Linked DNA regions of Homo sapiens: region 2 is linked to region 1. Evidence: chromatin contacts called from ENCODE Hi-C or POLR2A ChIA-PET data. All regions are on one chromosome and are shown on one strand. The core of a region is the stretch at or near the end of the contact, and the rest is flanking DNA. Distances in the headings are between cores, read along the strand shown.

Region 1 (5,675 bases), core at 2,031-4,530:
GTCACGTTGGTGATCCATGCTTCTTTCACTGTCTTGATTTGGATTTTCCCAAAAGCTGGCCCCCAGATGAACAGCAGTTTACTCGGAATGTGCAGAAAGCCCTTGCTGAAGAGTGGGAAAAGGAGATAAGGAAGAAGCCAGCCATACAGGATGCATTATCTATGGCAATTACCACCATGGGCAACTAGGGCTCAATTCCACTGGGGAACATTGGGAGATTCTGCAGAATATACATCTCAATGTTATTCCACCTGAGTGGGGAGGGAGCTGGGGTATTGATACAACAACTCCATCTGTTAGCAGTTGAGGGCTTCCTGGGAGTGTTAATTCCCAGCCTCTCTCTGCCTACCACTCACAAGGACCAAACAAACTCTGGTGACCAGAAAAACCCTCAGACAAAGAGCATTTGGTGTTGGCCATTGGAATGGGCCAGGTGCACATAGAAACATTTTGTGCTGAGAGCAATGTGGGTGAAGCACTAAAATACATGCCACATCCTCCTCCCTTCTCCACCTGGAGAAACACTTTATCTTCTTCAAGACTTAGCTCAGAGTATAATTTCCTCTGTGAAACCTTCTGCTAATCTCCCAAGGAGAATGGGAATTTGCTTTCTTGCAGCAACTTTATCTTGTCTCTATCACAAACATTGCTTCCATTCATTTGCTGGACATTCCCTCAAAGGCAGCTGGGTGCCAGGCACTGTACGGCTCTCTGATCTCACTGCACTATAACTGTTTTTTTTTTTTTTTACGTGCCTGTGAGCACTAGATCATGAGTTCTCTGCAGGTGGGACTATGTCAGATTCATTTTTGCATCTCCAGCTCCTAGCACATAGTAAGCACTCCGTGTTGGCTGATTTACACTTCAAAGTAAAAGTAATCCAATAATACATGAAAAGCACTTGACTTGGAACAAGACCTGCCACAATAAAAGTCCTGAAGAAAATTGTAGTTAATGTTGTGTGGATACAAACTGTGTGGGTCCCTCTTGAACATATCACAACCCTAATCTATTCTGGAAGGCACCCACTTCACCCCAGGTGCTCCAAACAACAGAGCTTGAATTCCCTTGGGAGCCCCCGGCACAAGGGCCACCCAAAATTAGACCTGCCCCTGCTGGTGCTTAAAATTAGAAGGAGTTTGCATTCCAAGATGCCAACAGGTGCGAGCAATAGTTCATGGACCAAAATAAATTGGTGACACACTAGGGCTTAAAATTAGATGAACCCTCTTGGTTCAAACTGTTGTCCATGGCGGGTGGTTGTCTTGGGTAAAGGATAGAGAGGAGGATGCTCAAACTACTCAAAGCCTGAACTCAGGAGATGAAAGGAATCCACATGGACTGAAAATGTATCTGGTGCCAGGCCCTGTGCCGGCAGTCTGGATTAAATTATGCAGCTGGATGTGCACAGTGGTGCTGGAAAACAGTGCTGTCCTTATTATCATCATACGTTGCCAATGACAAAACAGCTTCATGCCAGGGACTTGTCCAAAGGCACCCAGCTAGCAGGAGACAGAGCAGGGTTTGAAATCCCACCTCTCACTGGCTGCCCCAGGCTTGTTTCAGGGTGCCAGACTACCCACCACCCCTACTTCCCTAAGTAGCCTTTGTCTGGGTGGATCATGTGTCCTGGCCCTGAACACACTGATTGGACAAAGCAATGGTTGTGTGCCCTAGTGCAAACCACTCATTAGCCAGGGACTTACAGGTGGAAAGAAGTAACTGAACCAATCAGATGTCACCTGGAGGAATGTGCACTAGGCAACTGTCCTAAGAGAAAGGGATGCAGTAGGCTCTACTGAGGAAAGCGAGAGGTGGGGCAGCAGCCCAGAGCAACACGGTCACATAATGACTTCAGCAAATACTAAGGAGCAGACGGGCATATTACACTGTATCCTCAACTCATCCCTGGGAATTTTACCCCCTTTTATAGATGAAAGCAGCTGGGTATTGGTGAGGTCACCAAGCAACCCCACAGAGAGGTGAAGACAAGGTTTCAGATTCCAAAGTCTTCCAGTCTACTGTAGGAACTTAGGGGTGTGTGTATATTCACGTGTGTGCACAGATATGGGAGAGGGCATGCGCGTGTGAGTGGCTGTGTGTGTGCCCATTGTGTATGTGTGCATGGATGTGGGTGTCACACAGGAAGGATGCGAGAATGGGAGATTCAGAGCAGGTTTGGTCCTCAAGGTGGCTGCAATGGGTGCCCCACACTTCAAGCCACCAGTAACTCTGTGATCCTCTTCACATTTCCCCTGTTTTCCAACAATGGGGCCACATCAGCCCCACCAGGGCTCTACTGGAAATTGTTGTTGATACCTAGACAGAAAGGGCTTTTCACTGTCCAGACCCCCATGGGCTGGTTGCTCTCCCAGGATCAGCACGAGGACTTTCTGTGAGCTCTGGAAAAAAGTAGACTGCACTTAAGAGAAAACTTCCCAAAGGAGTAGATTTTAAGTCTGCTTCAGTTGAACGCCATTGATCTCTTTCTCTAAAAGACCCTAAACAGTGAGAGAGTCCTATTCAGAGGTTCTGATCAAGGCTGGGTAAGGCTCTGCCCCCACCAGCCCTCTGTGTGCTACCGAACACAGGCATCAAGCTTTGGAAGAAGCCACTTCAAGACAAATTCTGGGTCCTCCACCTGGAGCCAGCTCAAACCTCCCTGAACCTGTTTCTCCATCAGTAACATGGCGAATATTCCTCCTTCATAGGTTGTTCCAAAGAAGTTAAAACTATAAAGTCAGAGATCAGTAATAGTCAGTTTCTTTGAGCATCTTGCATAATGACATAAAATAAAACTGTACTAAGTGTCAGGAACATTGGGTTCCACTTTTTTGCCTTGCCGTTGACATACTCCATGATTTGGGGCAAGTCCTTGTCCTCTCTGGACCATATTGTTCTCTGTTCTATAATTAAAGTGTTAGCCCTGATTAATGGATTCATTCTTACTATGTACTGAGTCTTGGACTCAACATGGTAGGTGTAGATGTGAATATGACAAAGAAGGTCCCTGTGGCATCTGGGAAGGCTTTACCCAGACACCTTAGGAAACTACTATTGGTGACTGACCTTTGGAAGAAGAGGCACGTAAGCTAACTCCTTTTTTTCTTTCTTGGGAGGTTGCAAGAGTAAAGAGCATGTTCAAGGAAAGAAGGAGTCCCTCTCCAGGGTTCTCCTAGGTCTGTTTGTTGATTGGCTCGTTGAGTACGTAACCCACATGTACACACACACATCTGCATGGGCATGCATAGACATGCGACGCACACACCTACCAGAAGGCAGGGTTCAACAGGCCCAGCAGCGGCGTCTTGGGGAAAAGGACTGATTCGAGAGAAAACAGGAAGCAACTCCAAGTGTTCAAGCCTCCCTCTGCAACCCCGTTCCTTTTCCACACATTATGAAAATGAGATTGGACGGTGGAGGGTAGAGAGGTGCGTAATGCTCCTGCTATTTCCTGACGTCCTTCCCAGTGCCTCAGAGGCCCAGATCGAGTGGAATTATCTCCTCCCCTGGCTGGGAGGGAGCTAGCTTAGAGCCAAAAACACCAAGATATGGAGAAGAAGCCTGAAGGACTATACAAACAAGCTAGGCTCGTGGCTTCAGGCCAAGAGGAACTGAGCCAACAACCCTCCCCTGTCCCAGTGCAAACCCAGATGTTGGCTGGCCCCCCCGCTATTGGCCACAGAGGTGATGGGGGTCCCACTTCAGGATCTGAGCCCTGCTTGAGTAAGACTGACAGGGGGCTGGTGTGTGAATCTGGAGAGAAACAGGGGACTGGGTGCCTTCCTTTCTTTCTCTCTCTCTCTCTCTCTCTCTCTCTCTCTCTCTCTCTCTCTCTCTCTTCCCAGTCTCTGCCTCATCATCTTGTCACCTGTATGTATCTCTCTCTTTCTCTTTGCAGTGTCAGCCCAGTCTTTTTCTCTGGAACAAGTAGGGTGAAGCTGGCAGGATGTCTGAAAAATCCAACCTGACCAAAAACTTGCTATGAAACCCAAATTAACATAAGACACCCTGTTCTGTCTATCACACTGATAAAAATGGAAACATCAATAATATTCTTCATTAACAAAGGTAGAGCAAACAGGCTGTCTCAAAAATTATTAGTGGGAGTAAAAACCAGTATTAAATGTGCACGCTCCTGACCAAGCAATACTACTGGCACAAACTCAACGTGCACAAAGATGTATGAGGAAGTATAAGAATACAATGGTATTGTTTATACACCATTGTTTGTCATAATGAAATCTGCCAATAATGCAAGAATGATGTAAAGGGGACTGGTTAAATAAGTCAAGGTGTCACCATACTATGGAATATTATGCAGATATGTAAAAGAATGAGCTAGGTCTACATGTCAGGCATGGAAAGACATCCATGAACAAAGAAAGTCACATAAAGGTTTAGCTGGGGTAGCTTAGGCTATGCTTAATAACAAGTATGTCTGAACACCTCAGTGGCTTACTACAAAAAGGTTCATTTCTTGCTCAAACAAAGTCTAATGGAAGCCTGGTCACTCTCCAGGGTAGCTGTGCTCCATGCTGTGACTCAGTGATCCAATCTGAGTCCATCTCATGGCTCTACTATCTCAATACTATCTCGGCATCCTGTTCACTATAGAGGGAAGAGAATGCAGAAAGAACTCACACCTGATCATGCATGCACCACCCTTTGCTGGGAAGTCACATGCCCTCTGCCTAATTACAAGGAGACAGGAAAATTGGGAGGAGTAAGTTGATTTTAAGTGAGCCATAAAAAGGCAAATGTAAGAATTATCCCCACTTTACATATGGAAAAATGAAGTCTCAGACAGACCACCACTCACTGCAGTGAATGTTTTTACCTCCCTAGCATCCATCCACCTCTTCTTCAGCCGAGGGTATCATTATATCCCTTCAGAAAGACCTGTTCTAATCTCACCCACACAGAATATGTGGGTCATAATTGCCTTAGGTTAGTTGCTTCCACAATTCTCTCAGTCATAGTGACTGGTTCTGGGAGGTACTATAGTTCAGTCAGAGCCAATGAAACCAATGGATACTCTCATGGGAGTTCTGTGTAAGCATCTGGATCAATCCATTCCTGAAGCTAATACCAACCACTTCGGCCAATATATTATTACTCCCTTACTCACCCATCCCCATTTTTTTTTGTGTTGATTTTTGTTTGCTTTGTTTGTTCCTAAGCCTCTTAGGGCCTAGAGTTTTTATCAGGACTTAATCCCAGGTCTTCCAGATTCCAATGCCCACTCTTAACCAGCATATACGATACCCTGTCTTAGATGAGGCAGCAGAAGGGACCTTACATATTTTCTGGTCCAAACCCTTTTATTTTACAAATGAGATTGAGACCCAGGGAAGTCAAGTGACTCCCCTGAGGCCACACAGCAAGCCCATCTCAGAGCCTGCATTGCCATCCACAGACCCCTGCTCTTGCCACAAAACTTCCACTCAAATTTACCTGACCTAAGCCCCTTGTGTCTCTGAGGCCCTGGGGATGTCAGCATCATTTCTGATGTAAACAGATGATGACCAAGGCCCACCCTGATACGTCTGGCTGTGAACTCTGTTCCAAGCTATCGGTTGCCAATAACAGTTCAAGTGCTGACATTTTAGAATGACTTAGTTTCTTTTTCATTTCATTTAGTGTGGATTCTAATGACATCATCCTCACTCAGT
Region 2 (5,675 bases), core at 2,292-4,791, 270 kb after region 1:
CCTGGGGCAGGGACGCTCATTCACTCTCAAGCTCTCTCTCTCTCTCTCTCTTGCTCTTGCTATCTCTGTTCAGCCCGAGCCTGCCAGGTTCCTGAGGCCCCACCTGAGTTGCCAGACGCAGGGGTTTAATTTTTCTATTGCTGGCTCCCAGACTGTTTATGGTTGACTCGGGCTCCTGGCAAAATGATCAGGGGCCGCGGACCAGCTCATCTCATGGATTCCCTCCACAAGAAGGCTGACCATTACTCACACATATCAGGGAACTATTCCTTGGGGGGCACAGGGAGAGCTGTCGGGTGGTAAAAAATACCTTGGCGCTACCATCCCACTGCTAGGAACACGTGCCCGATGGTGGCAGGCTGTGACCAGACCACAGGGTCTGAATGCCCCGAACAAGGAGAAGGTCTGCACATATAATCCTCCCCTCCCTTCCCCGGCCCCACACCGGCCCAATAGTGAGGCCTGAAATTGCTGACGCAGGGGCAGTGGGTCCCAGCCCGGCCCCGCCCTATGACATTGTGACATTTACTGAGCAAGTCCCCAGTGCCAGGCCCGGGGCTAAGTGCCTGAAGTACAGCCTGGCATCGTTTCCCCTCCAGCCGGCACCACTTGCAAGCCAATCTGTGCCTTTCATTTCTTCATCCCTAAGATGGGACAAACAATAGCGACAATGCCACCATGCACTTCCTAGGTTCACTGATGCCCTATATACGAACCACCTGGTATATAGTCAGTGCTCAGTAAAATCTGGTGCTGGCATATAGTACTTTCTCTGTGTTAAGCAGGCTTCTGAGTATCAACTCATATATATATTAACTTGCTGAATCCTTCTAGCCCCATGAGGCGGGAACTATTATTATTCTCTTTCACCGATGAGGAAATGAAGGAACAGAAAGATTAAGTAACCTGCCCAAGGACACACAGCCAGGAACTGGAATTGCTGGGGTTTGAACCCAGGTAGTCTGGCTTCAAAGCCTGTGCCCTTAGTCACATAATTATAATGCTAGCTAAAACATACTATTTGGTCCTCACAATATTTCTGTGAGGTACACACTTTTTTTTTCCTCTTGTCAATTTTATCTATGAGGAAAGAAAGCTGGGAGCAGTGAAGTGGCTTGTCTGAGATCACCCAGCTCGGAAGAATCAAAACGCCAGGGCTGAAACCCACAGCAACCATCTGACAGGCTATGGTGCTACTGCGGCTTCCCCAAGGTCAAGAATTCTCTCCTGCACGATGTCCACCTCCACAAGAGGAAGGGAACAAGGGTTGCCATCACCAACCACCAACCAGGGGATGTACGTCGTGCTGCTTTTTTTTTTTTTTTTCTTGAGACAGAGTCTTGCTCTGTTGCCCAGGCTGGAGTGCAGTGGTGTGATCTTGGCTCACTGCAACCTCCACCTCCAGAGTTCAAGCAATTCTCCTGCCTCAGCCTCCTGAGTAGCTGGGATTACAGACACCCACCACACCCCACTCATTTTTGTATTTTTAGTAGAGATGGGATTTTACCATGTTGGCCATGCTGGTCTCGAACTCCTGACCTCAGGTGATCCACTTGCCTCAGCTTCCCAAAGTGCTGGGATTACAGGCCTGAGACACCGTGCCCGGCCCTGTCATGGTGCTTTTTAAAAAGGCTTGGAAACCTCTAGTTTAAGACCCAGTTCTGGTCTGCACGAGGCTTAGCCAGATAAAATCAAATCCTAGCTCTCAGGTGAGGGCATTAAGGGGCAGGAAGGGAAGCCCAAGGCCAAAGGTCAACTATAGTCCTGTCCTGGCTCTGCGCCTGTGCTGTGTGACCTTGGCCAAGTTGCCTGCCCTCTCTGGGCTTTCGTTATCTCAACTGGAAAATGTTGTAGGGGAGGGGCACAAAAAACAGGAGAAGGTCTTTCCCATTCTAGAATTCTACCTAAACTTTCACATCAGTGCCATATTGATAGTGAAAAACCACAAGCTTGTGTTTTAGATGTTCACCTACTACAATGTCACAGGGTCTATCACTGTCAAGTCTGGACGTCTAAGCTGCCAAGGCGAGTCCGAATATCTCCACGTACACACACCCAGGCAGGGAAAACTGGGTCAGCAGACACTGGCCCATGGCGGCCAGTGCAACAAGCTCTCAAAGACTTTCCACGATGATGCCGCCGCAGGCTCCTGCTGGTCTGCCTGAAGTCAGCCTTCTAAGAAGTTCTGAATTTCCATTCCTCCCAAAATGGCCACAGAGGCCTTGGCAGAGAGCCGGCCCCTGAGAACTGCCCCTCAGAGGGTACTCGGGAGCTGGAAGCAGCCCCTTTCCCAGAAGTCGTATAAAGGGGAGCAGGACTGGGGACCCTGGATCTCCCCTGCAGTCATACAGAAGCCAGGAGCAGGGGATGCACCTAGGGGATCACAGGCACTCCCAGGGAGCAGGGAACTGAGCCTCCTCCCAGGCCAGGCCAGGCCTGAGTGCACACGGCTCAGATTTCAGGACCAGTTTCTCTGTTTGTTGAAACCGCCAAACACCCCCATATCCACCCAAAATGTGGGCAAACCCAGCCTTTCTCTCTATTTCAGCCTCAATGTGGATGGACTGTCAAAAAACACAACCGCCATTACCATCCGCTACACAATCTAATGTCAAAAATCTCAGACGCAGAGGAGGGAAGGTAGGGGCCTGCTGAGAACTAGGACACCAGTTTTTGCAGGCTTAAAAACAGATCAATTTTACTCTAAAGTTTAAAATGAAACATGCTCTTGTTTGGGGAAAGAATTTCATTAGGGGGAAAATATAATATAAAAATACCCATTTAGAAAGAATGTGCTATTAATTCTTAGCACTCTATGCAGAGGGGAAAATTGCATTTTTATCTAAATGGTTTTTCTGCATAAGCCATTTACAATATTCTTTGCCTGTCTGTAATAGGCCCTGCTACCATTAGTACTGGGACAACCAGGCTGAGGGCTGAAATCGCCCTCAAACACATTTAATACATAACCTCTGAAAATCTATTCCAACAGGGACCTTAGCGAACAGGCCGGCATTCCTTTTTTTAAGGAAGAAATAAATACTGCTGGGTTGTGGGTCGGGGGGAGTTGGGGAGTGGTGTGCTGATGCCGAAGGAAGGGACAAGATGGTTTAAGTTAAAAACAAATGGTATGAGTCCCTTTAGCCAGATGTAAAATTGCAATCGTTTTTTGGTTGGACGATTGCAACTATTTGATCGCCGGCATCTATATAGATGTGCGTGCTGGCATCCGCCACACACACACACACACACACACACACACACACACACACACGGGTTTCCATCAAACAAGCAAACAAGGAAAGGATGAAATTTGGGATATGAAAACAAACTATTTTTAAACGCTAAAGCAAACACACCAAGATAGTAATACTGCTATTTTCCCATTAAACCAAGTTTGTCTCAATTTGAAAAGCGAGAATAATCTAAACAATACTTCCAAACAAACTGCTCGGAGTCTGGGTGTTGTGGCCTCCGCCGTTCCTAACAACGGAAAAACCCCCTCTGTCGAGAAGCAAAAACACAGGCAGGGATGGGGCCGGCCGCTTCTCCACGTCCGGCCACGTCGCACCAAAGGAGTCCTCCCCCACATCTTACGCCTGGACGCCAAGACGTCTCAAACTTAAAAATGCAATACTTTTTCTTTTTTCCAAAAAGTTTTTTTAAAGTCTTCCAGCTCTTTCTCTCTTCGATTCCCAAAATAACTACTTACTTAATACCAAATGTTGGGGAACTAAATTAGTTCATTAAGGAAATGCAGGGGCCGTGATGGGCACCGAGCGTGGGGGCTCTTGCAACTTCGCTGCCATAAGCCAGAACGCCTCTGGCTGCTCTCTTCCGGCTTTACCTAGCCCATAAATTCTTCCTTTAAAACCAGGAGTCTAGAAATGTCATAATTATAGCTGATACAGGTAACAGGTGTGCCCCCCCCCCATGGCCCCTCCCAGCCCCACCACGGCCATCCAGACAAGCCTCTGGAAGATTTAGTGGTCTTGCCTGGGGTGTCGTAATTACCGGAAACGACTCCAGTTTTAAGGGTTAGATAAAGACCCTCTCCAAATTTAAGGCCAGACACCAATGTCCATTAGACTTTAACGGGCCCACATAAAAAAAGAAATTGTATCCTCATCTCTCCAAATGCCTGTTTCCTCAGCGCCTTCAGTTCATTTCAGGCTGGCTCAGCGCCGCAAAGACTCCGTCTGGCCCTCACTCTGCAAAGGCAAGGCCTTGGTGGGAACCGACGAGATGAGCGAGGAATTAAGCAAATGGTGGGGGGTGCCGAAAACACCATTTCTCAAAAACTGTTATGGCCGAACCCTGGCATTTTGATGGTTGTTTTTTGAGTGGAATTTTAGCCCATCTTCTGAAGGCAGAGAGACAGGAAGGCTGTGGGGAGCCCAGAGAGGAAGAGGGGGGCCCCCCAAAGAAGCCAGGCTGAAGTGCTCGCACCATCAAAATGACACATGCTCCCCTTTACAGACTCAGTGTTAGGAAAGGCCAAAGCTGAGGGCTGTTTTGCTTTGTTATTCCTTTTCTCAGCTTCCGAGACTTATGCATACTTTTTCTTCCTTCTTTGGAAGTCAAACGATGCATTTCTTAAAAGTTAAACACACACACACACACACACACACATCCTCCTACCACCACCACCACCATGTGTCAAGGAAGCAGCATAAAAGGTACTGCAAAGAGGTTGAAGATTCCCAACTGTCCACCCATGTGCAGAGACCTCTGGCCCACACGAGTGCTCAACTCCCAGTCAATTAAGAATTAATGCTGGGAAACTCTCAGGGTCGGAGAACCAAGGCACCAGAAGGAAGCCCGTGTTCTTTGGCCGTCTCCAAGGTTCTGGGAGGCTGGGTTTGCTCAACGACTGGGCTTTTTCTCCCTCCTCCTGGACGAGTGATGGTGAAAGGCGCCACTCGCCTCCTCTTCCTGTCCTGAGGAGGTGGTGGGAACCTAGACTACTGGTGGCCATTATTCTATGCCAGGCAATCCGGGCCCATTAATGCCCGTGCGCACACACACACACACACACACACTTCTAATCCCAGCAAAATGCTTCACAGGCGCTGAGCACAAAATAAATGCTTATTAACTAAACTGACCCAAAATAGTGAAATGTACAAGTAAATTAATCATGCCTTTCCCGGAGGCCTAACAGGATTACAAATTCGGCAAAAATTGACCGCATGGAGATCAATACGCGTCTACTTCAAACTGAACGAGGCCAAAACTTTGCATGAGCTTCTTCTTGGGGGAGAAAATTATTTATTCATTTCTTATTAAGACTTCTCAGGCCTGTGTGGTATGTGTGCACGTGCACGTGCGTGTGTGCACGCAAGCAAAGCCCGGCAAAAGGCATTCAAAGCTTTCTGCCCAGACAATTTAGAAATAGTCATGGCATAAGGATCGTGAAATTGCTCCTGTTCTAAAAAGCCAAATTTTGATCTGCAGCCTCCCTTCCTTCAAATACTAAACAATCGCCAAAAGTTACATTGCAGGGGATGAAAATGGCCAATTTGTTTTTAGTCAATTAGGTCTCACTGCAAAAGCATTAAGGGCTTCTGAAGGCTGGACCTGGGGTCTCCTGGAAGGGAGGAAAGAAGAGACTCTTAATTTCTCCAGCTCCTTTCCACACTTGGCTTATCTCAAGTCAGGGAAATCTTCCTCTT

The links. A loop is a pair of places that touch in the nucleus more often than their neighbours do. ChIA-PET counts read pairs that join two places held with the same protein, here RNA polymerase II (POLR2A). Pooled maps may share reads with other maps.
Region 2: a map of aorta shows a loop between it and region 1 (2.8-fold over the local background). The contact joins two enhancer-like sites. A Hi-C loop is called at or near these places in 3 of 168 maps with a recorded cell type or tissue (Right ventricle myocardium inferior and aorta) and 1 of 50 pooled maps. POLR2A ChIA-PET finds 5 or more read pairs at or near these places in 1 of 52 experiments (H1).

What each region holds. Positions count from the first base shown.
Region 1 is chr22:27,509,076-27,514,750 of GRCh38, forward strand. The region is part of intron 1 of LOC105372981 (a long non-coding RNA gene); the gene reads right to left. Among named protein-coding and RNA genes, the nearest start is that of LINC02554, 200 kb to the left of the region's middle. Within about 2 kb of position 3,281, at least 13 of the 41 ENCODE cell types and tissues checked have a DNase peak (open chromatin) inside an H3K27ac peak, as active enhancers do.
Region 2 is chr22:27,781,824-27,787,498 of GRCh38, forward strand. The region is part of intron 1 of MN1 (MN1 proto-oncogene, transcriptional regulator); the gene reads right to left. Among named protein-coding and RNA genes, the nearest start is that of MN1, 17 kb to the right of the region's middle. RefSeq lists an enhancer at 3,574-4,101. Within about 2 kb of position 3,542, at least 4 of the 41 ENCODE cell types and tissues checked have a DNase peak (open chromatin) inside an H3K27ac peak, as active enhancers do.